7 separate regions of the Mus musculus genome follow, and regions 2, 3, 4, 5, 6 and 7 are each linked to region 1. A link is a loop called in an ENCODE intact Hi-C map of the cell type or tissue named here. Cell type or tissue: left cerebral cortex. All regions are shown on one strand. Region 1 holds the start of 4931408D14Rik (RIKEN cDNA 4931408D14 gene). Region 2 holds the start of Cpeb3 (cytoplasmic polyadenylation element binding protein 3). Region 3 holds the start of Tnks2 (tankyrase, TRF1-interacting ankyrin-related ADP-ribose polymerase 2). Region 4 holds the start of Btaf1 (B-TFIID TATA-box binding protein associated factor 1). Region 5 has its middle 19 kb from the start of Tnks2. Region 6 overlaps Cpeb3 (cytoplasmic polyadenylation element binding protein 3). Region 7 overlaps Marchf5 (membrane associated ring-CH-type finger 5).

Region 1 (4,000 bases):
AGCAAGACTCTGGTTTGTTTAAAAGCAGATGGAGTTGGTGTGGTGATTTAGGCCCAACATAGGTAGAGACAGGGAGACCTCTGAGTTTGAGGCCAACCTGTCTACATAGGAAATTCCTAACTAGCCAGGACTATTCAGTGAGGCTAGACCCTTTCTCTAAAAGGGTGGGGACAAGATGAGATATAGACTTGCTTATGAGGGCTGACCTGGAATTCAGGCTGCCCTCCTGACCCTCTCCCCTCCACCTTTCTGGTACTCAGATTATAGTCCTGTGCTACCATGTGGCCAAGAAGTATGTTCCAAAAAAAAGTTTGCGTTCACTTATTTGGGGTCCTCAGTGGTTAGCATACACTTAAAGTTCTCATGGATGTGTCTTTGAGAAGTCTGTATGCGTTTGAGATGAGAAATACAAGTCTTAAGAGTTTGTCCCTGGGCTGGAGAGATGGCTCAGTGGTTAAGAGCACTGACTGCTCTTCCAGAGGTCCTGAGAGTTCAATTCCCAGCAACCACGTGGTGACTTCATAACCATCTGTAATGGGATTCGGTGCCCTCTTCTGGTGTGTCTGAGGACAGCGACAGTGTACTTACATAAACTTAAAAAAAAAATTGTCCCCAACTAGGTCTGGCCGTGCATGCCTATGATCCCAACACTGGGGAATCAGAAACATGAGCTCCAAGGGTATGGATATGTAGCACACTGCTTCATGGAGGCTGGGGGGAGGCGCTGGCATCTATTCCAACTGTGAGACCATCATCTCGGCATCTCTGCTGTAGAACACTGATCAATTGGGAAGTTATTTTTTTTTTACTTTAATATTTTAAAATGATGTGTGTGTTCATGGGAGTGTCAGAGTCTTCTGGTGTCACTCCTCAGGTGCTTTGCACCTTGTGTTATAAAACAGCATCCTTCATTGCCCTGGGGTCCGCTGGCCAGCTAAGCCGTACCACTCCTGGCTTTAAAAAAATAAAAATAAAAAGTGTGTGAGTGTTTTGAGGTGGAGGGGGGCGGGTGAGAGGTGCCCGTGCCACACCACCAATGTGGAGGGCAGGATAATAAGCGGGTGGTTCTCTTTCTACCAAGTGGACCTCAGGGAATGAGCACAGGTCCTTGGACTTGGCAGCAAGTGAGTTACTAGCTGTACCATCTTCCATCTTGCCAGCCTTTTTTAAAAGACAGGGTCACACTGTTTATTCTAGGCTAGCCTTGAACTCACACAGATTTGCTTTGTCTCTGCCTCCGAAGTGCTGGGATTAAAGGAGTCTGCCACCATGCCCACCTTTTTCTTTGAGGGTTTTTTGTTGTTGTTTGGGTTTTTTTTTTTTTTTAGATTATTTTCTTTATTCACATTTCAAATGTTATCCCCTTTCATTGTTTCCCCTCCGAAAATCCCCTATCCCCTTCCTCCACCCCCTGCTCCCCAACCCACAGACTCCTGCTTCCTGGCTCTGGCATTCCCCTATACTGGGGCATAGAACCTTCACAGGACCAAGGGCCTCTCCTCCCATTGATGACTGACTAGGCCATCCTCTGTTACATATGCAGCTGGAGCCATGAGTCCCACCGTGTGTTTTCTTTGGTTGGTGGTTTAGTCCCAGGGATAGCTGTGAGCATCCACTTCTGTATATGTCAGGCGCTGGCAGAGCCTCTCAGGAGACAGCTATATCAGGCTCCTGTCAGCAAGCTCGTGTTGGCATCCACAATAGTGTCTGAGTTTGGTGGTTGTATATGGGATGGATCCCCAGGTGGGACAGTCTCTGGATGGCCTATCCTTCAGTCTCTGTAACTCCTTCCACGGGTTTTTTGTTCCACCTTCTAAGAAGAATCGAAGTATCCACACTTTGATCTGTATGATAAGAACTTCGTTGAGTTTTATTTAGATCATATTCTGATGCTATTCTAGCCATTCTGATTGAACTAGCCTGCGGAAGGGTGCTGCTGACAGTGCAAAGCCAGTCCTGACCACGAGGCGGAGACAAAGCACTTCTCAGTGAGACTGTTCCACACAAAACCTGATGTCACCGCCAACTCCCATTTATGTAATATAGAAATCAGCAAAAAATGTGACAAGAGCCAGGCGTGCACACCTGTAATCCCAGAACTTAGGAGGTTGAGACAGGAGGATGGCAAGTTTTAGGCTTAGCTGGGGCTACACAGCTAGACCCTGTCCAAAAAGAAGGTAGGTGAGATTATTCTTGGTCCTGTTGTTTCCCCTCCAAAGAATTCTTGTCATCATTGGAGAAAACGCCAGGAACTGATTTTAAAACTAATTTGGAAAAATTAGTACTACAAATGTATCTTATTCACCTAATTACATCGCTTGTATCTACAGATATTTTTCATCATTTTTCTTCCTAAGTGCCAAGGCTGCAGGCACCTACACTGGCCACTGTTTTCTTACATGTGCTATTCAGTGTTGCAGATCTGCCCCACCCCAACTCTGTTTTTGTTGTATCACACACACATTTGAATACATTATATTTTCATTCAGTTTAAAATATTCAGGTTTCGGGCTGGTGAGATGGCTCAGTGGGTAAGAGCACCCAACTGTTCTTCCGAAGGTCCAGAGTTCAAATCCCAGCAACCACATGGTGGCTCACAGCCATCTGTAACAAGATCTGACGCCCTCTTCTGGAGTGTCTGAAGACAGCTACAGTGTACTTACATATAATAAATAAATAAATCTTAAAAAAAAAATATTCAGGTTTCTCTTGAGACATCTTTGACCTATGTGACATTTAGAAATAAATTCATTTTGGTTTGTTTTGGGTGGTGATGTGCCTTTTGTTTTTTGCAATTCTAAGATGGTAAGCCTAGTCTAGTATGACCTTGGACTTTGTGGACTCAAAAAAAAAAAAAATCCTCCTACCTCTGCTGGCAAGTATTTGGGTCTAACAGCATGTGTCACCAGTTTAGAAATATAGCGTGCATTTGTCAAATATTTAGAGGTTTCCCGGCAATGTTTCCACTATTCTTAGTTTAATTTCACTCAACTCCAAGATCATGCATTTGTTTGCTTCCAGATAGTGGCTTGCTAGAGGCCAAGCTTCTAGCTCACAGTCCTGAGTGCTGGGATGAGAGGTGAGTGTTATCATGCCAGATGCCGACGCCTATTTTCTAGGGCTTTTGTTTTTAAGCTTGTTTAAGTGTGGTTTTCAGTCTGGAATGTAACCTCAGCGAATATTTTATCTGAATTTGAGAGTGATGTTCACCCATACTTGTCGGATGAGTGTTCTTCAAATGTCAACAGATCCAGATGACTAACGGCACCGGCTAGGACTGGCTAGGTTCCACTTGGCTTTGTGCATTTTCTCTCTGATAGGTCGATTACTGTCTGGTGCGTTGCTGGAGTATTGAGCGCTAATGGATTGAGCCTTTTTTGTGTTTTTGTTAAATGGTTTTCTGTTCCCTTGGCTATTTTGACTCCCTGCTGTTCAGCTTGATCATATTAATGACTGTAGGTCTTTTTGGACAATAGACTGCGTTTGTTTTGTGTGGTGCTCCTTTTTGCCCCTGGTCGTTTTCCTTGCACCAGCTGGCTCTGTGCCTGGAAGCTCGGAGCTTGCTCTCTTTGAGTCCTATCCCTGAAGTCGCCCATCCTCTGGGAGGCAGACAGACATCTTCAGCCTCTGAGGCTGATTTACAAACAAGAGTTGGATCCACAGAACAGCAGCCCGGAACTAGGGGCAAGGGTCACATGTCCAGTCAGAAAGAACGCCCTCCTTCACCCAAATTGCTCAAAACTGTTGTTGGCTCTTCTTCAAAACTCTTGATGTTTGGCAATACCGTGTGCACTTTGACCATAGCGTCCAGTGCCTTGTTGAGCAGTTTTCAGTAGACTTTCGCTTTGCACAAACATCTTCTCTGAGTGATCCAACACCTCCTGCAGCTCTGGCAAACTCTGGGTCAGCCCGGAGTCCCTCGAAGCTGGAGCTGAGGTCAGAGAAGCCCAGGACAGCCACGAAGCTGTGGGTCCTCGCGCCTAACAACCACGGTTAAGGA
Region 2 (4,000 bases), 58 kb after region 1:
GCACAGTTTCAAGTATCTTCTGCTTATTAAGACCTCTTGAACTTAGAAAAACAAAGTGCTAGTGTTTTCATATATAGTTCCCCTACCCTTCAGGCCAGGATTACAAACATTCTAGGCAGAATGTTCTGAGCCATATTCTCAGACCATTCAATTTTCAACTGAGGAAACCAATTTTTAAAAAGCCGACTCCGTTTTCTTAATGGTAAAGGATAGCTATAGGAAGAAAAAGGACATCACAACAATTTCTTTCCAAGTTCAAGAGGTCCTTTTTTTTTTAAAGATTTATTTATTTATTTAATGTATGTGCTTACACTATAGCTATACAGATGGTTGTGAGCCTTCATGTGGTTGTTGGGAATTGAATTTTTAGGATCTCTGCTTGCTCTGGTCGGCCCCACTTGCTTCGGACCAAAGATTTAGTATTATACATAAGTACACAGTAGCTGACCTCAGACACACCAGTAGAGGGCGTAAGTAGACAAGTAGGGCTACATATACCAGAATCATTATCAGTGTTAAAGTAAGGAATGGGAATGTGGTTCAGTTGTACCAGTGTTTATCTAGCATGCATGGCACTGGATAAACAGAGTATGGCAGAGGCAGGAACAGTTGGATGGGGGCAGAAAGAATGTAAGAGTTGTGAGACGAGGAGCGCTGTGCATTTGGTCTTCTGGCCTTGTGCTTACACACCTACCGTACCTGTGGTTATCTGTGTAAGATCTACACACTATTGCATCAGGGATAGAGGAGGGACTCAAAACTCCAGGCCTACCCTGAACTTTGGATACTGCTACTAGAGGAGGAGGGAGTAAATTTAGTGTTGTGCTAATAACACGCCCATGCTCTTGTAAATAACCTGGACCCATGCTTATGCAAACAATCCTAATTAAATTTAATGGAACACACACACACACACACACACGCACACACACACACAGAAACGAGGGGGTGATGGGACTCGGAATGGGAAAGGACTTGGGAAGAAAACGGTAGGTAGAGGATGGAGGTGAGCTAGGGTGATGGGAGAGGAAACGACTAAGTTATGTACATTCTAAAAAGGATAGCCAGAATTCCCAAGTTTCTGTAAATGTTTCATGAGCACTCACTGGCTTTTATGAAAACCTCTGAAGAATACATGAAAAGCCAAGACAACATCTAGACAGAAGAATTTTTCTAAGTGTCGTCACGGAAAAGTGAAAGTGGGATGTCATCAGAGCAAATGATTAACTACGCAATACAAGGATTGCGTCTCATATAACTGGAATCGATGTGGCAGGCAGTAATCTCTCTGGGCATACTTAGTATGACACATCTAGTCAAGTATGATAAATTATAATGAAAGGAAAACTTGAGAAGTGACCAGACTTCTAGACAACTGGAGAAACGGACAAGTTCATTAGTTGTAGCAGAATAGCTGCTAAGTACCAGAGATTTAGGCTAAATCCTGTCATAAAATATGAGGGTGTAACTTCTTGCCTTCCCTGATGGATCTTTGATGCCCACCTCCCAGCCCCAGTAGTTAATGGCTATAACCTCAATCAAGAGAGGGCCTTCATTTAATAAGTTTCAAAGCTGAATCTTAAGTGCATTGAGAGCATCACCTGCTGAAGTGGGTGGCCAGTTAGTCTATTTAGAGTTGCAAGCAACCTCAAACATTATGAATTAGATCGACCAATTGGTCAGAACAGCAAGCAGCTGCCTTGGTGAAAAGGTGGATTTAATTTAGTTTCCAAAAACTCACTGGCTGGAATTTAAACGGCAGAGGGCAGTGCTGTAGACTTTCTCAAAGAGTTTTAGTGGCTGGAGACCCCAGGAATGGGCAACTGGTCCCAGTACAAGCCCAAACGTGTCTGGGAACTTAGCGATCGTCAAGTGTGCTACGTGTTCAATGTTGCATGCTTGTGGCTGTTTTCCATAACCTCTACTCTAGTGTGACCGACCGTTAAGGCTCCCTTGTGGATATTCTGACCTTACGGTTTGGGGGTAGGGATGGGATTGGGGGAGGGTGGTGGGGGAGTTGGAAAGAGAAACGAAACCCAGGCTTTAAAAGAAGGAATGCCTATCCTTGCATTGTGAAAGTGCAAGGGACCAGTCTCCAGAATGACAATCGGGTACTTCCCAGTGGCGTCGCTGTCAACCCCTTTACTACATTGTCCGGGGAGGAGGGGGAGAAATAGAAACTAATACTATGGGTTAACAATAGCGCCTCTTCACCTCAAAAAACAAAACAAAACAACAACCAAAAAAAAAAAACCCAAACAGGCTGGCGGCCAAAGTAGACCTCCCTCCTTTAACTAAGTTTCAAAGTCTACGACCCTGACCTCTCGCCCGCTCTTCTCCCCAGTGCCACCTCCAAACTCAGAGCCCTTTTCCCGGCCTCCGGGCCGTGGAACTCTCGGCGGACGCCAGGATCCCCGCTCTCGGGGCCTCGAGGCCAGCATGGGCAGGCCCAGGACGAAGGCCGGCAGTTCCCGGCCCCACGTTGCTCCTACCTGTCCAGCATCTGTTGAAGGGCTTGGTCCGGCATCTTCCGCGGAGCCGGCGAGCTCGGCCCTCGCCCGCAGCCCCGCTCAGGGCCAGGCCCCGGGACAATAGCACTGAGAGGCGGCGGAGTAGGCCTCAGTCCCGCGGCGGCCGCGGACCCGCCACACAGCCTCCCGGCGTGGCTCCCAGAGGCCCGCGGTGGCGCTGCGCGGCCGGCGGGCGACCGCAGAGGGCGGCGGGGAGTGAGGAGGAGGAGCCTGGGGCCGGGAGGCGGCGGTCGCGGCCCGGGTTCCTGCCGGTCCGCCCAGGGTTCCGGTCCATGGACCGCCGGGGCGCCGAGCTGCTGCCGGCGGAGGAGCTACCTCTGTGAGGTAAGAGTCGCCGCCTCCGTGCGCGCCGGGGTCACGACGCAGGGGCGGCTCGGAGCAGCCTGGGAGATGTAGTCCTCGGACCGTCCCCGCTAGAGGCTGCACAGCCCGCCGGGACCCCCGCCGCCGTGCCCGCCGCCGCCGGGCCGGCGCCCTCCCGTTTCCTTCCTCCAGGGGGAAAAAAAAATGTCCTTCGGGCCGCTGTCCGGGAAGCGGCAGCATGTGGCGCTCCGCTGTCAGTAGCAACAAGGTCAGCGCCCCTTCTCCGCGTCTTGTCCCCTCAGCTCTCGCGCTCAGGTGGGACAGAGCCAGGTGAGGGGTGGCGGCGTGGAGGGCCAGTTTCTGGGCCGGGTCAAGTACGCCGGGCCGCGGCGGCGCGAGGCCGGGCGCTCGGGTCAGCCTCGGCCGCGTCAGAGCCCATCTTCGGGGAGGGACAAGTGGCTTAGTGCGGGGCTGCTCTGGAGGGGCGTGTGGGTAACCCGACTGTTCGCACCGGCGCCTCTGTGTGTGTGTTGGGGACATAGGAGAGCATGGGGGGTGGGACGCGAGCAACCACTTTGCCTGTCCAGGAACCTTCTCGGTTCTGGTGCTGTCGCCCAGCCTTCGAGGGCTTGCGGGCAGCCTCCAAAGGGGACACGCTGCTGAATAAACAGCCCTTGCTTGCTCAGCTGTGGGTTGTCAGGAGTGTTTGTTTCTTTCCGCAGCTGGTCACCGTTAACCATTCCTAAGGCTCCTTGACACTTCTAAGCAGGTGGATCCCGGCCGAGGGATCAAAAAGGGAAGAAGTGACAAATCACGCCTCTGTCTTCTCTGACGCCGGAAGGGATAGCTTTGGAGGGGGGAAACGAGCTGTTGTTGACTTAAACCGATGCGTAATTTGGACGACCTGTGGCATTGTTTAGCGCTGTGATTGGTGGGATGTTTTGCTAGTTTTCCGTTGGTTGTGCCTACGGTTTTTTGGTTTTTTGTTTTTTTTTTTTAAACTTCTACAAAACGTTTGCTATTTCTTTAAATGAAAATGTTTCTTTAAATTTGAGCCTGGAGTGGTTTCTCAGGCCTATAATTCCAGACTTGGAAGACTGAGACAGAAGGATTACCTGGTCTGTATAATGAATTCCAGAGTAGCCTAGGCTAAATAAATAAATAAA
Region 3 (4,000 bases), 430 kb after region 1:
TAAATTCTTGAAAGGTGGCAACTAAGATCGACCTTGGCTATTTTTATCAAGCGTACATAATCTAAGTAACATTACCCCTTTGGATTATCTAGCACTTGGTTGTGACCATTTGCCAAATAGGTTGGCTAAATGGTCAAGCAAGACAATTCAAACTAGCTGAAGCAAGGCAACACTGCTAACAGAGATTTGGCTTCATGCTCTCACTTCTCAGTGCCCACAGGCAAATTTCTCTTCTGCCCAATTGTGGTTTTCCCAAACTTTTCCCTTGCTCCCAAACCGGCAATCAATTAAGGAGGCATGATTTCTGACAGTACATACATTTTAAAATAGGGACAGGTCAAAGCAAACAGACCTACAATTGGAAGAACTGTAAAATCAATGCCTGTAAACAAACAAACAATAAATCTTTTTTTATACTCTTTTGTCTACCATTTTTGCCCCTAAGGAACACAAGAAACTAAAATTTTTTTTTAAATATAAAGAACTGCTAAACAATTCTGATGCACACTGTATCAAATGTTACCAGGCTAAGAGGATCTTATTTGATTATGAGGTTAAAAAGTTACAAACTGTCCTTAACATGAATAATCATTAAGTTGGTTCCCATCCCTGGCCTTTTCAAATAAATACCTCAACAAGCAAACTTCAACACGCTGGTACCACAAAGAGAACCCAGTAGTTAAAAGTAACTCCAAACTATCTACAATAAATCTCAGGATGACTCAAAATCCTAGATCCAAGCTCAAGTGCGTGTCCTATCTTGTCTCTCAGCTCACTTTCCATCCCGACTTGTGCGGGAGTAAGGCAGAGGCCACCCACACACAACCTAAGTAGATCTCAGGTCTCCCAAACATGCCCATTTCCGGTTTTAGTCTCTCCAGAAACCTAATCCAATTAACTCTAATGAGCCAATAGCTAATAAAATAACTCCTAAATTAAAATTTCAGTTTATGACGGCCGCTAGAACTTAAGGGGTTACTAAGAGTGTCGATGAAACTTGCAAACATGGGTCCATTTTTTGGAGATAATTACTCTTTCAAATCACAAGGTCTACTAAGCCTTTCTTGTGTGCAGAGGCCCTCCGGGGTAATAAGACCGGAAGTCGGGGCAGGTATTGTTGATACAGTAAAACAAAACAAAGCTTCCCCCCTCCCAGCACACAAACAAACAAACAAACAAACAAAAAACCCCATAACCTCAAAAACAACTTCCCGAGAGCACGCTCACCCCACCCTCATCACGAGCCCCGAGAGAGGAGGGCGGGCGGCCAGGGTGAGAGTCCTGGGGAAAGGTCGGAGACAGGGCAGCGCCGCGCGGCTTGCGGCCTGCAAGCCCGAGCCTGCAGGTGGGGCGTGCGGGAGGCGCCGCGGGGCCCGCGTTTACCTGCGGCGAAGTGGAGCGGGGTGGACTTCCTGCCCGCCGTGTCGCGGCTGTTCACCTTCTCGGGCGTCACCAGCCTCTTGACTCGCTCCACGTCCCCGTTGCGGCAAGCCTCGAACAGCTCGCGGGCGGACGGCTCCACGGCCTCGGCCCCGGCGCTCGCGCAGGCCGCGCCCCCGCCGGCGCAGCGGCGGCCAGACATGATCCGGGCCGCCGCCGCCGCCGCCAGCAGCAGCGCCAGCAAAGGCAGCAGGAGCCCGGGCCCCGCGAGCAGGAGGGCGAGGCCCCCCGCAGGAGACGCGCTCAGGGCCCGGGCCGCTCCGCTCCCCGCTGTCACCAGAGTCGGCACGGTCCCATGGCCGCGTCGCCGCGCGCCCCCGGCTCGGCTCCGTGAGCCCCGGCTGCCCCACCGCGGTGGAGGCAGCGCGAACCCGCTCGCCGAGCCCCGAAGCGACGCGACGGCGGAAGCGGCCGAGACCACTCCTGCCAGCTCGGTCGGGTCCTGGGAGCGCGCGTGACGTCGGCTCGCGCGTGCGCAGTGGCTGCTCTCCGGCCGGGCCAGTTTGGGCAAGCGGGGCCGCGCGGAGGGGTTTGTGGGAAATGTGCAGGGAGAGCCTTTGGCTGCGGAAAGAGAAGGGGCTTCGGCCCACCGCCATCTTTACAGAGCCTCTGCTAAAAACGAGAGGTCTTGCTGCCTTTTCTTTTATTAAAGCCTACACTTCTCGAGACGAGTTTCATTGCTCAGACACCGAAGACGAATCTTGGGAAGTTTTGTTCTGATTATGCATTTTCTTGTGCAAGTTTTAGCGTGAAAATCTCTGCAGTGTTGCTTCCGTACCTTCCCCCTGGGAGATTTCTCACCCCTTCCCCCTCCTGCCTTCTTTACAGTGTCTCTTCCCTTAACTCTCCGCATCTGCTTTTGTTTTTCTTATAAGCGTTTTCTCAGAAATGAATCCGTTACGCTTACTGAGAAGTTTGGATGAGCGGCCCCCAGATAAATCAAGAAAGCGAAGAAAGTTCATCTCAATTCTAAAGCAACAATTGGGGGGTGGGGTGGCTGTGATTAGCTCCGCTTCCCATAGTAAATTATTAGCTCAGCGCTGACGAGGATCTATACATAAATCAGCATTGCACCGGATGTGGTCGAGGTGCTGATACAAAGCATACACATCAAAGTTTTCCGAAGTTTCTCTCTCTCTCTCTCTGATCAAAGAATACAAGTGCACAATTCATTTTCGTGTTTATTGTGTTTTATTAAAAAAAAAAAAACAACAACAACAAGGATGTGTTTTGTAGAGCCAGGTCTGGTAAGGTGGGAAGGATTCCTGGGCAGGCCCATGCTGAAACATCCCTTTCTTACCCCTGAGGTACCAGCCATACGGGTGTAGTGTAGAATCGAGTTTATTTAGGGCATGGGAAGGGGAGTAGAGAAGAGAGTAGAGGCAGAGAAGGACAGAGGAAGAGAGAAAAAGAAGAGAGGCCGGCCAGGAACACGTGGAGAGAGACGGGGGAGGGGGGATGGGAGAGAGGGAGAAAGGGGTTAGGAGAAGAGTCTGAGAGAGAAGGGGGACAAACAGCCAGGCCTACCTGGCTGTTGCCAGGTAACTGTTGGGCGGAGCCTGGAAAGAATGTTAGCTGTGTTTAAGGTAGTAGTGACATCTTGTTTCAGGAACCCGAAAGAAAGGAATACAGAGATTTTGCTTGCAAGAAAGTGCTGACTTTTGGCACGCTGACAAGCATTTCCCCTGTGAATTACTTAACCTGTTTTTCAGGAAATCCAGTTTTTGTTAGGGAGCGTTGACTCACTTCTGTGGGAGAAAAGCAGGGACACTTCTTGAGCATTTTAGTAAATGTACCTTCTTATATGTTTATTCCATTATGTTCTTAGACTACTTAGTGTAAATTTAAATTGATCCCTATTACTAAATAACTATTCATGAATATACCTAAGGATTAGAACCTTACTACTATGATTGTCTCATTTTTCTTCATTTCATCGACTTGCCAAATATATTCCCAATTTTTATAATTTTTTATTTAGTGATTTCTGCTTATGTATTTCCTCCCAATATGTGTATCTAAACAACATCATACAGCATCACTTACTCACTGATCTATCTCCTCAACCCTAACTGTTTTTGTTTTTTTCTTTTTTTCTTTTTCGAGACAGGGTTTCTCTGTGTAGCCCTGGCTGTCCTGGAACTCACTCTGTAGACCAGGCTGGCCTTGAACTCAGAAATCTGTCTGCCTCTGCCTCCCAAGTGCTGGGATTAAAGGCGTACAACACCACAGCCCAGCCTAACTTGTTTTTAAAACACTTGATTACTAGAGAAATGAAGTTAACAAAGAAACCATATTAGGATGGCTGTTCTAAAAGCAAACAAACAGCAAACAACAAATGTTGGTGAGATGGACAAATTAGAATCGTTTTGGCACTCTTAATGTGATCATAAAATGTGTATTATTACAGGAAACACTTGGTAGTTCCTTACAAAACTAAACATTGGGACTGGAGAGATGGTCTAGTGGTTCAGGGCACTGTTTTACTTAGGACCTGAGTTCAATTCCCAGCAGCTACAAGGTGGTGCACAATCATATAGCACCAATCCTGGTATCTGTG
Region 4 (4,000 bases), 340 kb after region 1:
TATAAAATGTGGCTGGCTTTAATTATGGCAGTGAGTTTTAAAAAAAAAAAAAAAAAAACAGGAACAACAAACAGCAGTTCTCTTTGAAAGCAGATCATGAGGACCAAAAGCCTTTAAAGCCCACTCTTTCTTTCAAAAGTTGGATCTATAGATTAGTGCTAAGCGAAAAAGATCAATTTTTTTAAAGCACTATCATTTTGCCTCTATAACGCTTTCCAACATTGTACAAATATAAACCTACTTCACGAAAGGAAGTACTAATTCCCTTAAATTAAAAAACCCTGAGAAGGCCAGGTAACACCACATCTCTAATCCCAGAACCAAAGCTCCTTCTGAGTTCGAGGCTAGCCTGGGCTACATGAGCCCCTTGTCTCAAAGAAGAAAGAGAAGACAGAAAAGAGACTTTAAATCTCATGCTCATGTACCAACATATTTCTGGTGTATATATTTATGCATTTACATGGAAGATAAATTATAAGATAAATCTATCTGTACTTGCAGAAATAAATGCCACTTGTATTCTCTTAAAGCAGTTTCATAGGTGCTGAAATAAGAGTCTTTCTCCCACTAAGTCTGCTTATGAAATAAAAATTAGCTGTCCCTACTACCAGTACCTAGCAACTCCCTTCACTCAGCTCCCATGGGATTCTCCCACACACTATTTCATCAGTTACCTAGGGAGTGTGTGACTTGGGTTACTCCTTCCTTATAAGAGTGTGCATAAAGGAATGTGTTCAACTAATTTCGAAAAATTAGTGAAAGCTGTTTATTTTCGTCATTTATCTCCCTCAGTCCATTTGGTGAAAGGACTCAATTCTCATTATCTCATCATCCCTAAAGGACTTTGGTAACTCTTAATGACTAAACACGGAGAGACCATCCCGACGACTTAAACGTCAGCGGGACACCAAAATCATTTCCAAGTTTTCAACTCATTCTATCATCAGAAGCTACACAAGTTAAATGTTTATACGTCTTTCCATAATTTTCCCAGACTCTTCCACGTGGGCAAAATTTTACAATAATTTAAGATCTGTGATAACGCTTGGGGAAAGATGCTAAAATAGTCATCTGCTTAAGACCACACGCTGATTGACAGAATACTTACTGCTTAACAAAAAGGAGGAATTAGACCTCAAGAAAAAAGTGAGCAAGACTATACCCGTTACGCTGTAAATTTTTTTTAAAATTTAGCATAACCAGATGGTCTCTTAGATAACAGTGTTTCAACCCCCGCCTCCATCGACAGTTACTACCAAGTTTTGCCGTGAAATGGTGGTTTGGGAACAGACTTTGATACTACGAAAGAAAAAGAAAAGAAACTCGCCTAGAAATTCAAAGAGGGAAGAGAAACCAAAGAGGAGCAACGTGGTGAAGAAAAAAGAAAAAAGGAAAAAAGAAAAAAAAAAAAAAGCCAGATCGAACGCGCCGAGTCACATTTAACCAGGAGAAAAAGCGCTTCGTGAGCCGACTTCTCCGGGTAACCCGAGCCCAAAGCGCCTGCCAGCCGAGGGAAGCCTCGGAAGTCTGGGCGAGCGAACGAGAAGCAGCGCTCACGCCCCGCACCGTCGCGCCGGGAGCCGACCGACAGCCTCGCCCGCCCGCCCGCGCGCGCTCCCCGTTAGCTGACGGGCGGCGACACCCACCTGGAGACCGCCATGGCCGGCGCCGGCGGTTCGGAACTCTCAGGGAGCTACACGCCGCGCCGCTCCGGCGTTCGTTTCCCGAGCAGAGCGGCGCAGGCCCAGGCCGCCGGGCGCAGGGCGGCAGGCGGCGCGGCGTGGAGCGGCCCGCACGGGCCTTCCGGCATGTGCCGGCCACCGGAGCTCGTCTCCGCAGCGACCAGGGTCCCACACACGGGCGGAGGCGGCGCCGCTCTGACCCGCACCACTTCAAACCGGGTGCCCCCAGCCCCGCTCTCTGCTGACGCAGACGCCGGCACGCCGGACTTAGCGTCTGCACGCCGGAAGTGACGTCACCGGCACGTTTTCCCCCCCCCCCCATCCCCACTCCCTGCCGGCGAGCGGAATGTAGCAGCGCCCCGCGGCAGTGGGAGCGGGTTGGCAGCGTGGATCGGGAGCCCGGCTCCCAGTCTTTAAGATTAATGGGAGAAACGGAAAGAGGTCTTGATCTTCCAGAGAGCGATAAAGATCACCTAGCTAAAGTTCCGAAAGTTCCAAACCTCGGTCTCTAAGTGCTCTCTCCATCCTGACCCTACTACCCAGCTAGGCGGCTTCCAAACAGGAACAAACTGGAGAAAGGAGACTCCGGCCCAGGTCGCGATGCTGTGGGCGGGATGAAGTCAAGAAGGAAACACTGCCGAGGGCTGGCTAGGGTGGTGCAGGCCTATAATCCTAGCACCTGGGAGGCTGAGGCAGCAGATTGTGAAATTGGGGGTCAGTCTGGGCTACAAAGCAATCTCCGGGCCAAGAATTTGCAGTGTGGTTCCGCGAGGAAGAGGGTGGGAGGAGGCTCAAGTGTGTGTTTACTATTATTTACCATTAAGTTCTGCATAAATGGTGAAGGGACTGCTAATGATTTTGCCTAGGCCTATCACCCTTCTTCCCGTCTTTTCCTCCTTCCGTCCCTCCACTGCCAAACACTCCTCTGTAAACTACCATAGCCTTAGAATTTGTTTTTAATGCCAGTAGTCAAACTAGTATTTCTCTAGTTTCGGCAAGCCCAGTTTATAGGCCACTGACAGATTAATCATCAAAAGCACCTGTCCTGTCGCCCTTCCTTATAAAACATGCCCACTAGCTTCTTGTTACCTATTTAGAAGTTATGTCTCAGGCTTTGAGTCTGCTTGTCATCTGTATGATGAGAAGCACTGTAAAAGGTTGTGGAAGGTGGGGAGGGATGTCATGAACCCAGGAAAGTTCACAAGAACTTGGTGAACTGTAAAATAGATCTGTATAGGAAAAGATGAACTAAGTACTTGCTAAAGTATTGCACAGGTGACTAACATTACCCCTTACATTACAAGGCAAAGCTATAAAGTAGTGTGATGTTTTTCCACGGTGGGGCTAGAAGCCCAGGATTTGGGTTCTATACGAAGTATAGAAGAGTGTTTTGAGCAAGAGAAATGATCTAGTTTACATTTTCTATATGTTTTCCCTAGTATCAAAAAATATAGGTCCAGGGCTGGAGAGATGGCTCAACAGTTAAGAATGCTGGCTGTTCTTCCAGAGGTCCTGAGTTCAATTCCCAGCAACTACATGGTGGCTCACAACCATTTGTAATGGGATCTGATGCTCTCTTCTGGTGTGTCTGAGGAGAGGGACAGTGTACTCATATAAATAAAACTATATATATGTATATATATATATATATATATACACATATATACACACACACATATATATGTATGTATACACACACACACACACATATATATATATATACATATATATATAGTCTAAAGCTTTGAAGAGAGGAAAGGCCTATTGTTATCAACTTGGTTTTTTTCCCCAAAGGCAATAGATTTTTAAAAAATGTGTATGTGTGTAGCTTCTGCCTACAGAGGCCAGGGGGCCAGAGACTATCTAAAATTCCTGGAGCTGAAGTTACAGGTGGTTGGAGCTTCCTGAGAGAATTGAACTCAGGCACTCTGGACCAGTCATGTGCTCTTAACTACTGACTTTGATTTCATTTTGTGTTGGTTTGGTTTTTGTTTTTTAAAGACAGAATTACTCTGTGTAGCCCTGCCTGTCCTGGCACTCCCTCTGTAGACCAACCTGGCCCTGACCTCCTGCCTCTGCCTCGTGTGTGCTGGATTTAAAAGTGTGGTGTGCCACCACCACCACCACCACCCTGGCTGAACTGGCTCATTTTTAAGTCCTTTCTCATAACACATAACAACTATGTGTCCAAAGAACTTTTATAATATCACTAAGTTTCATTTCTACATCTGGGAAGTGAAGAAAATAATGGTGCTGATGGAGTTGGTAGGGACTAGATGGGAACACACAGCACTGAACCAAATGACTGCCGAATAAGC
Region 5 (4,000 bases), 450 kb after region 1:
CTTTGTCCACTTCCTGGATGTTGTGAATATTGCAGTTGTAAACACGGTGTGCAAGTATGTTGTGGACTTCCAGTCCTTTGGGAATCTGTCCAAGAGTGGATAGATTAGATACGTCACATTTCTTTCGTTAAAAATTTTTATTTATGTATGTATATATTTATGTATTTATTTATTTTATGTATATGAGTACACTGTAGCTGTCTTCAGGCACACCAGAAGAAGCCATCAGATCCCATTACAGATGGTTGTGAGTCACCATGTAGTTGCCAGGAATTGAACTCAGGACCTCTGGAAGAGCAGACAGTGCTCTTAACTGCTGAGCCATCTCTTCAACCTTCTCTTTAAAACTTTTAAAGAATTATTTTAAATTATGTTCTCATTTTATTCATTCACTTATTTTGTGTGTGTGCATGTGTGTATATACCACGTGTATGTGTGTGCCCACAGAGACTTCACGTGTATGTGTGTGCCCACAGAGACTTGAAGAAGGTGCGAGATTCCCCGGAGCTGGGGTTATAGGCAGTTGGGGGGCCTCCTGACATGGGTACCAGAGCAACAAGCAGTCTTTAATTGCTGAGCCATTTCTCCAACCCCTTCAGCCCCCACTTTACATTTCTTTATGAAAAATTTCAGGGGACTGGAAAGATGGTTTGGCAGTGGAGGGAACTTGTTGACTTAGGTTTGGTTCCCAGTATCCATGTACTTTATAAGGTGATTCATATCCTTTCCTGACCTCCATGGGTACCAGACATGCATGTGGGCACATATGTACTTGCACAAAAAATACTTCTATACATTAAATAAACAAATCTAAAACAGAAAGAAAAAAGAAAGATGGATTGATTTCAGGGGCTGGAGAGACAGTTTTTTTTTTTTTTTTTTTCGAGACAGGGTTTCTCTGTGTAGCCCTTAGCCCTGGCTGTCTTGGAACTTACTTTGTAGACCAGGCTGGCCTCAAACTCAGAAATCCGCCTGCCTCTGCTTCCAGAGTGCTGGGATTAAAGGCGTGCCCGGCTGAGAGGGCTCAACAGTTAAGAGCACTTTATGTTCTTGCCAAGGACCCAGATTCAGTTCCCTACACCTTTGTCAGGCAGCTTATAACTGCCAGTAATGCCAGCTCCAGGGGTCTGACACTCTCTTATAGCCTCCAAGGGCACCCACGTGTGCATGGAGCATGTAGGCACACACAGACAAATACACAAATACATACATCCACACACAATACACACACAGATACAAATACATACATACACGTACATACACAAACACACACATACACAAACATATACACACACATCAATTAAAAAGTACATTTACAAATAGTTTCAATTTCAAACAAAACATCTCTTTTCTATTTTTTTTTTCTTTCCTATTTTGAGGGCACATTTAAACATATTTCCTTTTCCACCCAGTGTGAAGGCGTAAAAGAGAAGCACAGGTTGATACTTGCGTGAGAACGTCTATTAAACCACTGCGCATACGCCTACCTCTATAAAATGTAAGGTTTCAAATTACCAGAAGCCAGCATAGCGCTGACACTTCTTGGTGAAGACAGCCACCTAGTGGAAATAGGTCTACAAATATTTCAGGATCAGCAAATAAAAAATTTGAATGCTCAGCCCAAGCGCAAACTGCGATGCTGATTTAAGGCTGTTAAAGAAAATGGCTGGGCTGGGTATGGTGGCCTGTATAAAACTCTATATAGCACTCGGGAGGCAGAGGAAGGACGTCTCTGTGAATTCAGGGCCGGCCTGGCCTGTATAGTGAATGGTAGGCCAGACAGCTACACCTTGTCCGAACAAAACAAAAAAAAAAAAAACAATGAAAAGAAGGACTTGGGGATGTAGCTCAGCAGAAAAGTGGTCGCCTAGCACGTGCGAGACCTTCGGTTCAGTCTCTAGTACTAAATAATATAAGCCCCGACCCCCAAAGCAGTAAACAAAAGCCCCCAAACCCAGACAACAAAACAAAATCCACATTCAGATACTGCTTATCTTATGTCTGGATCTGAAAGTGGTGAGAGGAACTGGGGACTGGGGAGGGGCGAGGTGGGGCGGGGCGGGTAGAGTCTGGTACGGTGATCGGTGATCGAGTCCCGGTCGGTGCAGGGCGAGTTGGGGTGGTGCGGTGCGGTGTGGTGCGGGCATTGGCCTTTATTCCCCGTTTCAGGGAGTAGAGAGAGAGCCTTTAGATTAGAGAACAGCAAACGCAAGCGTTGCTTTGAGTCTGCACTGAGGTAGATGGGTTTTCCGAGCAGCTTGTTTACATTGCAGTGGTAGTGGTTGAACCCATGGTGTTCTAGGCCAGTGGTTCTCAACCTTCCTAATGCGGTGACCCTTTAATGCGGTTCTTCATGCCGTGGTGACTCCAACCATAACATTATTTCCATTGCTACTTCATAACTGTAGTTTGGCTATTGTTATGAATCATGATGTGTTTTCTGATGGTCTTTGGTGACCCCTGTGAGAGAGCGATTTGACTCCCAAGGGGTTGCGACCCACAGGTTGAGAACTGCTGTTTTAGGCGGCTGCCACTAACGTTTAGCTGCTGAGGTTCTCTTTCAATCACTGGGTTTTAGAATGCATGAACTTCAACTTTACACTTAAAACTTTATTAGCAGTTTAATAACAAAGGCTACTAAAATGATAAATAATATGACAGTCGGTTTGGTTATGAGTGCTTGAGCTAGGTCAGATTTTATATGCAGTTTTAAAAATTTTCTTTTTAAGCCAGGCATGGTGGAGCACGCCTTTGATCCCAGCACTTGGAGGCAGAGGCAGGTGGATTTCTGGGTTCGAGGCCAGCCTGGTCTACAGAGTGAGTTCCAGGACAGCTAGGGCTATACAGAGAAACCCTGTCTCGAAAAAACAAAAACAAAAAAGATTTCTTTCTAAATTAGAACTAATTCACAATTATGGGTCGTCAGAAATGGGGCGGCGGTGGGGGGGGGGCTGCAGCTTTTAGTGGTAGAACCCTCACCTTGAATTTACAAAATCCTGGGTTTTGTTCCTAAAAAAATGAAAGGGGCACACGTTTTGATAAGCTTTAATAGTTTGGGGCTTTTGGCTTGAATGTGAATCCAGAAATTTAGGAGAGATTCGCCCCTGGGCAGCACATCCTGCTCTGTCAGGGCAGATGGTGACACTCCAAACATCTGGCTGTGTGTAGCTCTAAGAAAGAATTTTGATGTTATGCTACAGAGTTTGATTGCATTTTTAATTTATTAGTATTCTTTTTTTAATATTTTTTATTAGGTATTTAGCTCATTTACATTTCCAATGCTATCCCAAAAGTCCCCCATACCCTCCCACCCACTCCCCTACCCACCCACTCCCACTTTTTGGCCCTGGCGTTCCCCTGTACTGGGGCATATAAAGTTTGCAAGTCCAATGAGCCTCTCTTTCCAGTGATGACTGACTAGGCCATCTTTTGATACATATGCAGCTAGAGTCAAGAGCTCTGGGGTACTGGTTAGTTCATAATGTTGTTCCACCTATAGGGTTGCAGATCCCTTTAGCTCCTTGGGTACTTTCTCTAGCTCCTCCATTGGGAGCCCTGTGATCTATCCAATAGCTGACTGTGAGCATCCACTTCTGTGTTTGCTAGGCCCCGTTTATTAGTATTCTTATTATGATCACGTATAATGTGCTCATTATGGCTTATGCAATTCGGCCTACTTGTTGAGCCTGAGGGTAACTTTGAAGAGGCCTTCTGCCTTTGCAAGGGTCCCTGAGCCTGAACTCCGGACAGCAGGCCTACAAGACAAGCGTGTCCCCAATGAAGGAAGCACCTCAGCAGCCTTGGTCACAGGGTTAAAATATACCTCCTGTACTGCGCATTTCTTTCTTGACAGAATGAAGCATTTATCTCTTGAAAATTTATATAATCATTTGCATCACCTGTCAATGAAAAAAAAAAAAAAACCTTTTGGCCTATAGGAAAGGATAGAATAGAAGGTGGGACATCCGGGAGACAAAGAATTCTGGGATAGAGCCAGGCA
Region 6 (4,000 bases), 220 kb after region 1:
CCTCACTGGGAACAAGGAGGCTGAAACATGACGCAGCCTTTTGATCTGAGTTAGATGGGTGTTTGCACAAAGAGGTGACGTGAACAGGTGGGTGCCAAGAAGCACTCGCATCCCTTGTGACTGTCGCTGTGCGAGGCTGGAGAAGGACAGGAACCCTCACTGATATCTTTCACTGCACATGGATTTTACAGTTGGACAGTCACTGCTGTACACTGCAGTGACTACAATGCAGTGGAAGTTGTTTTAAGGTTTGACCCCTGCACTCTTTCTACATGAGAATCTTTAAAAGTCCTGAAACTGGACATGGAGACACACACCTGGAACCCTAATCAGAAGACGGTGGGCCTCCAGAGTTCCAGGCCAACTTGTCTCAGTGAAGCTGTCTAAAAACAATGCCCCACAATCATAAAAAGTACCACTAGCTTTTAACTAGTCAGGCCTTGTCTTTAAGTCACTAGAAGCGCAGCTTATAAGCTACATTGTACCCAGTGTTAAATATCAGCAGGATGCTGCAAGCTCTAGGATCAGGCAAGAATGACATCTCTGCAATCCCTGTGTTTGGAAGAAGGCAGGAGGAGCAAGAGCTCAGTATTATCCTTAGCTGCATAGTAAGCTCAAACAAGCCTTCTCGGAGTGCAGGGCGGGGGAAGTATTTTAAAAAGAATTATATCCAGGTATCTAATCAGAAATAAGATTTGTGTTCTTTGCCTAGAGAATATACCTATAATTAGGATTGAATTTCTTTTCTTTTTTCTTGGATTTCTTTTCTTTTTTAAGTTAGCTATTTTTGTCTTAATTGGTTTGTTTTGGTGGCTATATAACAGAGATCTAGTCACTCGGTCTTCTGGAAGTGTCCCTCAGCACACTTGACAGTACTTCTAGAGGGCAGCTGGTAGCTAGGTGGATAGGAAGCCCACTGTTTAATAGATAAGCCAGGGTGTGCCATCCTGAACTGAGTGAGTATCTCACTGTTGTGTTAAACAGGAAATTTTATATAGGAAACCAAAGTTTTCAGAGCAGAACACAAGAGACATATTGACAGTCGAAGACTGAGTCATATATATTCTTTAAGATTTTGAAATTTGGTCTTGAAATATTGGACTTTTTAAAAGGTTTGTTGTTTGTTTATTTGTTTATTGTGCCTGCCAGAGTTTTTGAGCAGCACATGCTCACGGGTGCCTGTGGGGGCCGAGGGCCGAGCTGGAGGCACAGGTGCTTCAGTCATGTGACATGGATGCTGGGAAAGCAGACCCGGGTCCTCTGCACAAGCAGTCAGTGCTCCTAACCCCAAGCCACTCTCCAGGCGATGAGTGCTTTCTTTACAAAGTATTCTAAAGTCCTTCCCTGGGCCTCACTCAGTAGGTCAGGCTTTGGCTGTTGGGATAAATTTCACTTTATCCTTGGCCGAAACCTGTCCTTTAACACGTCAGAGTGATTGGAATGCCCCACCTACACTATTCCTTTAGCTCCTTTGAGGTTCTTGTTTGCTTTACTTTTGACATTGTGAGATAGGGACTGTGATCACTGATCGGTTTCCTAAAGTTAGCCTGTATCCATCCTAATAGAAAGTCCTCTAAGAAGCAAGTACTGTCCTGAATGGGCTGAGGGTATCCATCTAATTAAATATTCCTACTCTTTGACAAAATCTTTTTATCTTTTTAAAATTTTATTTATTTTTTAATTTATTTATTTATTTTGAGACAGTTCTTACTCTGGTGACTGTGTGTCACCAAACTCATAATCCTCCTGCCAGGTGTGAACCGTCATACCCAGGTCAGGTTGGTAAGGGAAGTCACAGGCCTATCGAAACTAACCTGAGCATGGAGAAACCCAATGAAGAGCATATCTGGATGAGATTTCTCATCCATCAGTTGTAGGTAGAGGTCAGTGCACATCACTCTCATCTCTTGCCCCCTTTCTATTACTCCTATGAGTAACAGCAGCAAGCTAAGAGTGACTGCTCCAAATCTGGTGTTTCTTAGATCTGGATGCCTTTCACCTTGAGGGGGAAGAAAGCTGTAGGTAGATCCATCCTGCCCCCATGTGGCTAAAGTTTGCATATTCTTTAGAGTCTACAAAAGAACTAAGCAGTTTGCTTTTCTGCTGGCTACAGAGACAACCATATGCTGACCTTTGGCCATGTGATAGGAGTAACATCTTTTCCTGAATGCCCATTCAGGAAAAGCCCTACGGCATTAGGACATCTCATCTCCAGTACACACACGCCTGCACACCTCTTCACTCAGACAGTAAGTCAGTGTCAGGCTGAGGGTTGTGAAGGGACCAAGTGGAGGAGACTGAACCATCTCGCTCCCCAATGCTCTCGACTTCATTCGCATGTGCGCTTCTTTCATTCCGTCTTCTTGATTTAGGTGTCTGATTTGGGGACCACTAAAGTAACTAAGCTTTGGAATCTCTTCTTTCAAACCATGCTCTTCACTTGATGACTTCTTCCAGCATTGATCAGACTTGGCCTTGCAGAGCGGCGGCGTCTGGAGAGGCTGCTGCCTTGAGCTCCAAGAGCCTTTTATGGTGTCTCTATTACGGCGTCTCTATTATGGCTTCTTTGTTCTTCGTTGACTATTGCTCTGACCATTCTCCCCTTTCCTTTCTTTTTCACCCTGCTAATAGTCCATGGCAGATCTTGAAGTTTTCTTCTCCCTACCCCCAATGCCGTATGATGGCTTCTATGTCCAGATAAATGCTGGAGAGAGTCTACATCTCAATGTGTCTCACGTTCATGTGGTGCAGACATTCTGCACAAATGTTCTGGCAGTTCACCTGAGCTGGGGATGGCATCGCATTCTGACTTGTCACCATATCCCTTTCTGTTCTGTGAGGTGGTAGATGACCAAAAGTGCTGAATATCAAGTTTCTCAGCAGTAGACGTTTCTCATCCAGTCCCAAGTTCAGTCTGAAGTGACCAAATAAACTCCAGGTTTGAAGTGCTTGTAAAGCCAAGGACTTTGTAATGCTGGTATGTGTTCCACCTCTTCTTCCCAAACAAACCTTTTGTCTACAGATCCTGTCAGACATTGTCATATCCACTACAGACTGAGCCAGCAGAAAGCCAAAGTTAGGCTAGGATGAACTGATGTTTATAGAGCAGAGAGGAAGCCAGCTTAATTCAAAGCAAAGATTTACAAGCAGGGAGGAAACAAAACGAAGCAGTCAGGTGTCACTGTGTTCTCAGCTGTGTGCTTGGAGCCGGCTCATTCACCATTCACATTTATGATGACCTTGAGAGGCTATAAGCAGTAGACTTGGCATTTTAGAAAGTAGGAGCCATTATTCAAGTAGCGTGTCAAGTCTTTCTTGTTTCTGTGCTTCAGCTCCAGGCTTTCTGTGCTGATGAAAACTGTTTTATCCAGGGAAGATCTGGGAGGGCGGCTAGTTAAAGGAGCAATTTGGCACCAGTTTGATTTAGTGAAATTAAAGTTCCCTTTCTGACTGAGTGCTTCAATGCCATCCATCTAAAAATGTTTTGGGGTTCATCTGACAGAGTAAAGGTCTGAACATGCCTCCTCTTGACCCCTCGTGAACTAGCATAAAGATTATGGGAAGCCCAGAATGTTCATGCTCCTTCCTTCCAGAAGCCAGGATTGCCTTGTCGTCCTGAGGGGCTTCATGCCTTGTTCCTGCCCGTTTTATGTGTTATCTCCAAAGAGAAAAAGTGGACTTCCGGGTCACGGGGATCCTCATTCCTCTGCCGCCCTACTTGGTTCTCGGTGTTCCAGTCTTAGACACTGCCCTTCAGGCTGGCTTTGAACAGCAACTAAACACGAGGAACAGAACCCCAAGGCAGATGGGAGTGGGGAGAATCAGCAAGACTTCCTTTCTGGTGAACTAAAGGTTTTTTCTTATCTCTAAAGAATCAGGAGCCGATCCAGGGAACCATGATGGGTTCAGATTCAACTTCAGAAGTATAGTCACCACAAAATGGAGTTCATGAGAACTGTATGCTTCCCACAGCTACATTACTCTTGCTTCCCTCTCTGGT
Region 7 (4,000 bases), 51 kb after region 1:
CTTCACATCAAAAGTAGTGTCACTGAATAGAGAATGGTGAACCTGCATCACTGTCACTGCTCCATAAGTCACGGCTGTCCAATAGATAGATCCAACCATTATTCCTGCTGCAGCAAAAGGGCAAGCTTTTGAGATCAGTCTATCTGCAAGATCCAAGACATAAACCACTGGACCTACAATATAAAGAGAAAAGTTTCAACATAAGGTAGGGCTTTAAAATGACTTCAATATTTTCTATAGCTAAAACATTTGTATGAAGTTAGATGATCTAAAATTAGTTGTTAAACAACAGGTACTTTTAGACTTCTTTAGTCATAGGTGTGTGTGTGCATGTATGTTTGTGTGTGTGTGTTGGGCCTTCTGAAACTGGAATTACATATGTGCCACCACGCCTGGCTTCTAACAAGCTTTAAAAAAAAATTATGGCCGGGCAGTGGTGGCGCACGCCTTTAATCCCAGCACTTGGGAGGCAGAGGCAGGCGGATTTCTGAGTTTGAGGCCAGCCTGGTCTACAGAGTGAGTTCCAGGACAGCCAGGGCTACACAGAGAAACCCTGTCTCAAAAAAACTAAACCAAACCAAACCAACAAACAAAATTATGATGCCAGTATTTATAATATTTCAACAGCTACATGTGCCAATTCTCAATTAAATGCTTACTATTTTTGGAGGTATTTTACTTGCAATTAAGTCCAATTTAATTTAGCTCTGGAATTTTCCAGAGAAGAAAAAGTGTCTTAGATTTGTTCAAAATAAAACCAAGGAACTGAACATCTGCATTTAACCAGATGTATATGTAACTTGTTGGCTAAGGTACTGTATTTACTGAATAACTTTATACACAAACTGTTACTTTAGACATTTTCTTAGAAATGTATGAACTCTCTATCACTTGCTTTCTTGGGGCCTTCAATCTAAACAATGCTAGAAACAAAAGCAGTTACCATCATTGTACAAAGAAACTAGCATAGTAATTTGATGATGGAATAACTAAACATACAAGGGGAAAAAAATGTATCCGTTGAAGCCCCTGATCAAAACTCCCTACTGGCTTCTAGAGCCAGCCACTGTAAACAGAGAGATGGCACTGAAGTAAAGATAGCATGAGGAGAGACGCTGAAGGCCTTCTGGTTCCAATGTTGCTACTCATCATTTGCAAGCTATAACTTAACATTTAAAATAATAAAGTATTGGGGAGGGAGGCAGTGAGCAGGTAAAGTTAATAATTTAGTATAACTAAATTAAAAAACCTGAAAAACCAAACCAACCCTCCCCCCAAAACCCAATAAGGTATCTTTGGGGGCCAAAGAGATAGAGTAAGCTTAATTTAGTGCTTTCTAACTTTATAACCTCTACCAGCATTTGTCTTGCAGGACACCAAGTGCCATGCTATCGGTACTGTATGTATCATCTAATCTCAATCTACAGCTAGATTTATCACTTCCTCAGAAGACACAACAAATTTCATCTTAGTGAGCTTTTTAAGATCCCGATGACGGCACTGGAAGCTAGAAACCATGGTTATATAATAAAAGCTCCGATTTTGAATTTTGTTATGAACCACAAGATCTAAAGTTCCTCCTCTGCACAGCTCCACGATCAACAGTGCACATCTCAAAACCCAGTCACTCACTTGTAAAGCACACTTATCTCCTCCTCACTAACTCAGGTCAGCGCTCCAGTTGTTCTCTTCCCATTCTCCTCCACCATTCCCATCCTGCACAGCTTATTTCTCTCAGACAAACATGATAGAAATGTTATTACACTGTTTGGGGTAGGCAGTGCTCCAAGGAGGGCAGGGGACACTTGAGGAGCTGGGCTTCTCCCGTTACCAGGTGGTCCAAGGATGGGCAGGCTGGGGCAAACGTCCTTATCTGCTGAATTTTTTCACCAACCCCCTTAAAGTCTTTAGAGATAAGATCTTACTGAGTAGATCAGACTGCCCTTGAACTCACAAAGGTTGGCCTGCGTTACCTGCCCAGTGCTGGGACTAAAGGCTTCAGCCTACTAAAACCTTTTGATCCTTTTTGTCCTACTATTCCCTTTCCTTGCTTCCTCTGAGTAAAGTATTTGAATAATTATCTAATTTTTCCATGAATCTATTCCACCCAAGCTATTCCTTGGTATCACTGACAACCTCCACTTATCTAAATTCAGTGGTCTAATCTCAGTCCCATTTATTTATACTATCAGCTACATATGACATATTTTCTTTCTGACATATGGTTGGGTTTTTCTCTATCCAGAACATTTCATTACTCAATTTTCAGTTTCCTTTGCTGATTCTGTCTTTACTTCAATAAAGTTCCCTCTGACAATTCCTACCACACCATACTTTCTTCTTCGTGGTATTTCTGTTTTTCCTAAAGCAGTTTCATGGCAGAACATACTTTCCTTATCTATTTTCAGTATTAGAACAATGGTTGGAGAACCACTGGCCCTTGGCCAAATCCAACAGCTATTTTTGTAACTAATGTTTTACTGAAAAATGGCCAGCCGCAGAGTTTAAAACTATATTTACAGAAGAGACCTGCTTTGAAACAGACTCAAAAAGGGAAAGGTCTGATTTACTTACTGATATATTTCAAATTCTTATTATCCCCAAGTATTTGTTTAACTGAATTCTCTCTTAAGGTATGTATATAGTAAATGAAACTATTGGTAGTTCAGTGATATAATTTATATAAGTCATATGTATTTGGGTGAAAAGAATTCTTAAAAGGCAGGCCACAATTACTTTTATTTATTAGACTATGGACAATAGCCTAGATGTCTGAATTGTTTTTCTGATAAACTATAGAAAATATGCTAAACTTTCCTGATTAATTATCTGGTGTGAATTTTTAAATTTTACAAAATCCCCAAATCCTTATACTTTCTTTTGGAAATTTTGTGACTATCCCTTGGGTTATAGGTAAAACACATGTCTAGAAAAATTAAGGAATGGGCTGATTTACTTAGATCTAGATATTTCCTGACATAATTCTTGTCTTGTCTTTTATCTTAATTTTATTTCACCCAAATCTTTCATTACTCCTGAGAGACCAGTCTAAGATTAGTATTAATATTTGGAAGGAAGAAATAAATACTTAGTATCAAACATACCATTATGATAAAATGGTAGCCAGAGGAGATATTTCTACGAACAAAAGATTATCTAAGGCAAGTATTTTGTTAAAAAATTTTTTTCCGAAATCCTCTGAATGGTAAATCCCCAATTCTGTGTGCTAATCAGGAACTTGGTGAAGTTGTCTCATGACCAGGGGATGGGGGTAGGGGATTATAATTTTAGGAAAAATAGCACCAGGTTACAACACAAAGAGCTTTGGAGTGTTGGAGGCCCTTAAAAACTCCTGTCCTAATCGGAAAGAGAAAGCATGAATAAATGCTCAGTACCAGTTACCTAAGGACACAAAGGTTCAGGACTTTAGACATGACGTGTTAGCATTCAGCACTGACTGATGATTAAACTCAGGATCCCACGCATGGCAAGCATGTGTTCTGCCACTAAACGACACCCCTGCTCCCCACTCCACGTCATTCAATTTTCAATGGCTCGGTGGGTCCGGCACTTTCAACAGTACATCCATTACATGATGGATGGCAACCGAAGCTTTGAATCAACACCAACTTTTAGAAATCTAATAATTTAAAGGGTACTAGAAAAGCTTTTTTTTTTTTTAAATTATAAAGAAGCTTATTGTGAATTCTCTTAAATAACAAAGATTCTTACAAAGACAGAAACATCCTAATATCCTAGGTAAATTTAAGTTTTTGCATTTCAAATTTAAGTGACAAAAATCAAACCAAAAATTTTAGGTAAACATATTAGGCTACTCAAAAAGGAGTAATCAGTTTTGCGTCACGACATTACAAACATAACTTTGCTACAGGCAGTGATTTGGATTCAGCGGAGCTGGGTGTGGCTCCACGAACCTTCAAACCTTGCACTTCCATCCAAAGGCTCAGGCTGAATGATTTTAAAGGTTATTTATTTATGT

What was found. A loop is a pair of places that touch in the nucleus more often than their neighbours do. Peaks named below come from ENCODE experiments on the same cell type or tissue, not always from the same donor. Only the 100,000 strongest peaks of a DNase experiment are listed, where the experiment ranks them.
Region 2: a loop joins it to region 1, with 2.9 times the contacts of the local background. A loop is called at or near these places in 4 of 42 quality-filtered maps.
Region 3: it touches region 1 in a loop (2.3-fold over the local background); 2 of 42 quality-filtered maps call a loop at or near these places.
Region 4: a loop joins it to region 1, with 3 times the contacts of the local background. A loop is called at or near these places in 3 of 42 quality-filtered maps.
Region 5: it touches region 1 in a loop (4-fold over the local background); 4 of 42 quality-filtered maps call a loop at or near these places.
Region 6: it touches region 1 in a loop (5-fold over the local background); 32 of 42 quality-filtered maps call a loop at or near these places.
Region 7: a loop joins it to region 1, with 3 times the contacts of the local background. A loop is called at or near these places in 5 of 42 quality-filtered maps.

The regions. Positions count from the first base shown.
Region 1 is chr19:37,263,930-37,267,929 of GRCm38, reverse strand. 4931408D14Rik (RIKEN cDNA 4931408D14 gene) reads left to right here and starts at 3,835. Exons shown (of 3, transcript NR_040299.1): 1 at 3,835-4,000. In left cerebral cortex, CTCF peaks have their summits at 571 (motif pointing left) and 1,951; DNase peaks (open chromatin) are centred at 1,980, 2,361 and 3,268; H3K27ac peaks cover 1,165 bases.
Region 2 is chr19:37,206,397-37,210,396 of GRCm38, reverse strand. It overlaps Cpeb3 (cytoplasmic polyadenylation element binding protein 3), which reads left to right and starts at 2,926. Exons shown (of 11, transcript NM_001290827.1): 1 at 2,926-3,102. It overlaps Marchf5 (membrane associated ring-CH-type finger 5), which reads right to left and starts at 2,852. Exons shown (of 6, transcript NM_027314.3): 1 at 2,493-2,852. The coding sequence starts at 2,527. In left cerebral cortex, CTCF peaks have their summits at 463 (motif pointing right), 1,764 (motif pointing right), 2,747 and 2,979; DNase peaks (open chromatin) are centred at 2,079, 2,872, 3,427, 3,596 and 2 more places; H3K4me3 peaks cover 2,741 bases; H3K27ac peaks cover 2,382 bases.
Region 3 is chr19:36,832,120-36,836,119 of GRCm38, reverse strand. Tnks2 (tankyrase, TRF1-interacting ankyrin-related ADP-ribose polymerase 2) reads right to left here and starts at 1,888. Exons shown (of 27, transcript NM_001163635.1): 1 at 1,384-1,888. The coding sequence starts at 1,582. In left cerebral cortex, no CTCF peak of the experiment used is centred here; DNase peaks (open chromatin) are centred at 798, 1,090 and 1,925; H3K4me3 peaks cover 2,803 bases; H3K27ac peaks cover 2,089 bases.
Region 4 is chr19:36,924,048-36,928,047 of GRCm38, reverse strand. Btaf1 (B-TFIID TATA-box binding protein associated factor 1) reads right to left here and starts at 1,969. Exons shown (of 38, transcript NM_001080706.1): 1 at 1,647-1,969. The coding sequence starts at 1,660. In left cerebral cortex, CTCF peaks have their summits at 1,811 and 2,044; DNase peaks (open chromatin) are centred at 1,251, 1,657 and 1,964; H3K4me3 peaks cover 2,834 bases; H3K27ac peaks cover 1,565 bases.
Region 5 is chr19:36,813,695-36,817,694 of GRCm38, reverse strand. No RefSeq gene overlaps it. Among named protein-coding and RNA genes, the nearest start is that of Tnks2, 19 kb to the left of the region's middle. In left cerebral cortex, a CTCF peak has its summit at 1,559 (motif pointing left); a DNase peak (open chromatin) is centred at 1,568; H3K4me3 peaks cover 263 bases.
Region 6 is chr19:37,048,921-37,052,920 of GRCm38, reverse strand. All of the region lies in intron 9 of Cpeb3 (cytoplasmic polyadenylation element binding protein 3), which reads left to right. Among named protein-coding and RNA genes, the nearest start is that of A330032B11Rik, 120 kb to the left of the region's middle. In left cerebral cortex, a CTCF peak has its summit at 2,042 (motif pointing left); a DNase peak (open chromatin) is centred at 2,043.
Region 7 is chr19:37,213,356-37,217,355 of GRCm38, reverse strand. Marchf5 (membrane associated ring-CH-type finger 5) reads right to left here. Exons shown (of 6, transcript NM_027314.3): 3 at 43-173. Among named protein-coding and RNA genes, the nearest start is that of Marchf5, 7.8 kb to the right of the region's middle. In left cerebral cortex, no CTCF peak of the experiment used is centred here; no DNase peak of the experiment used is centred here.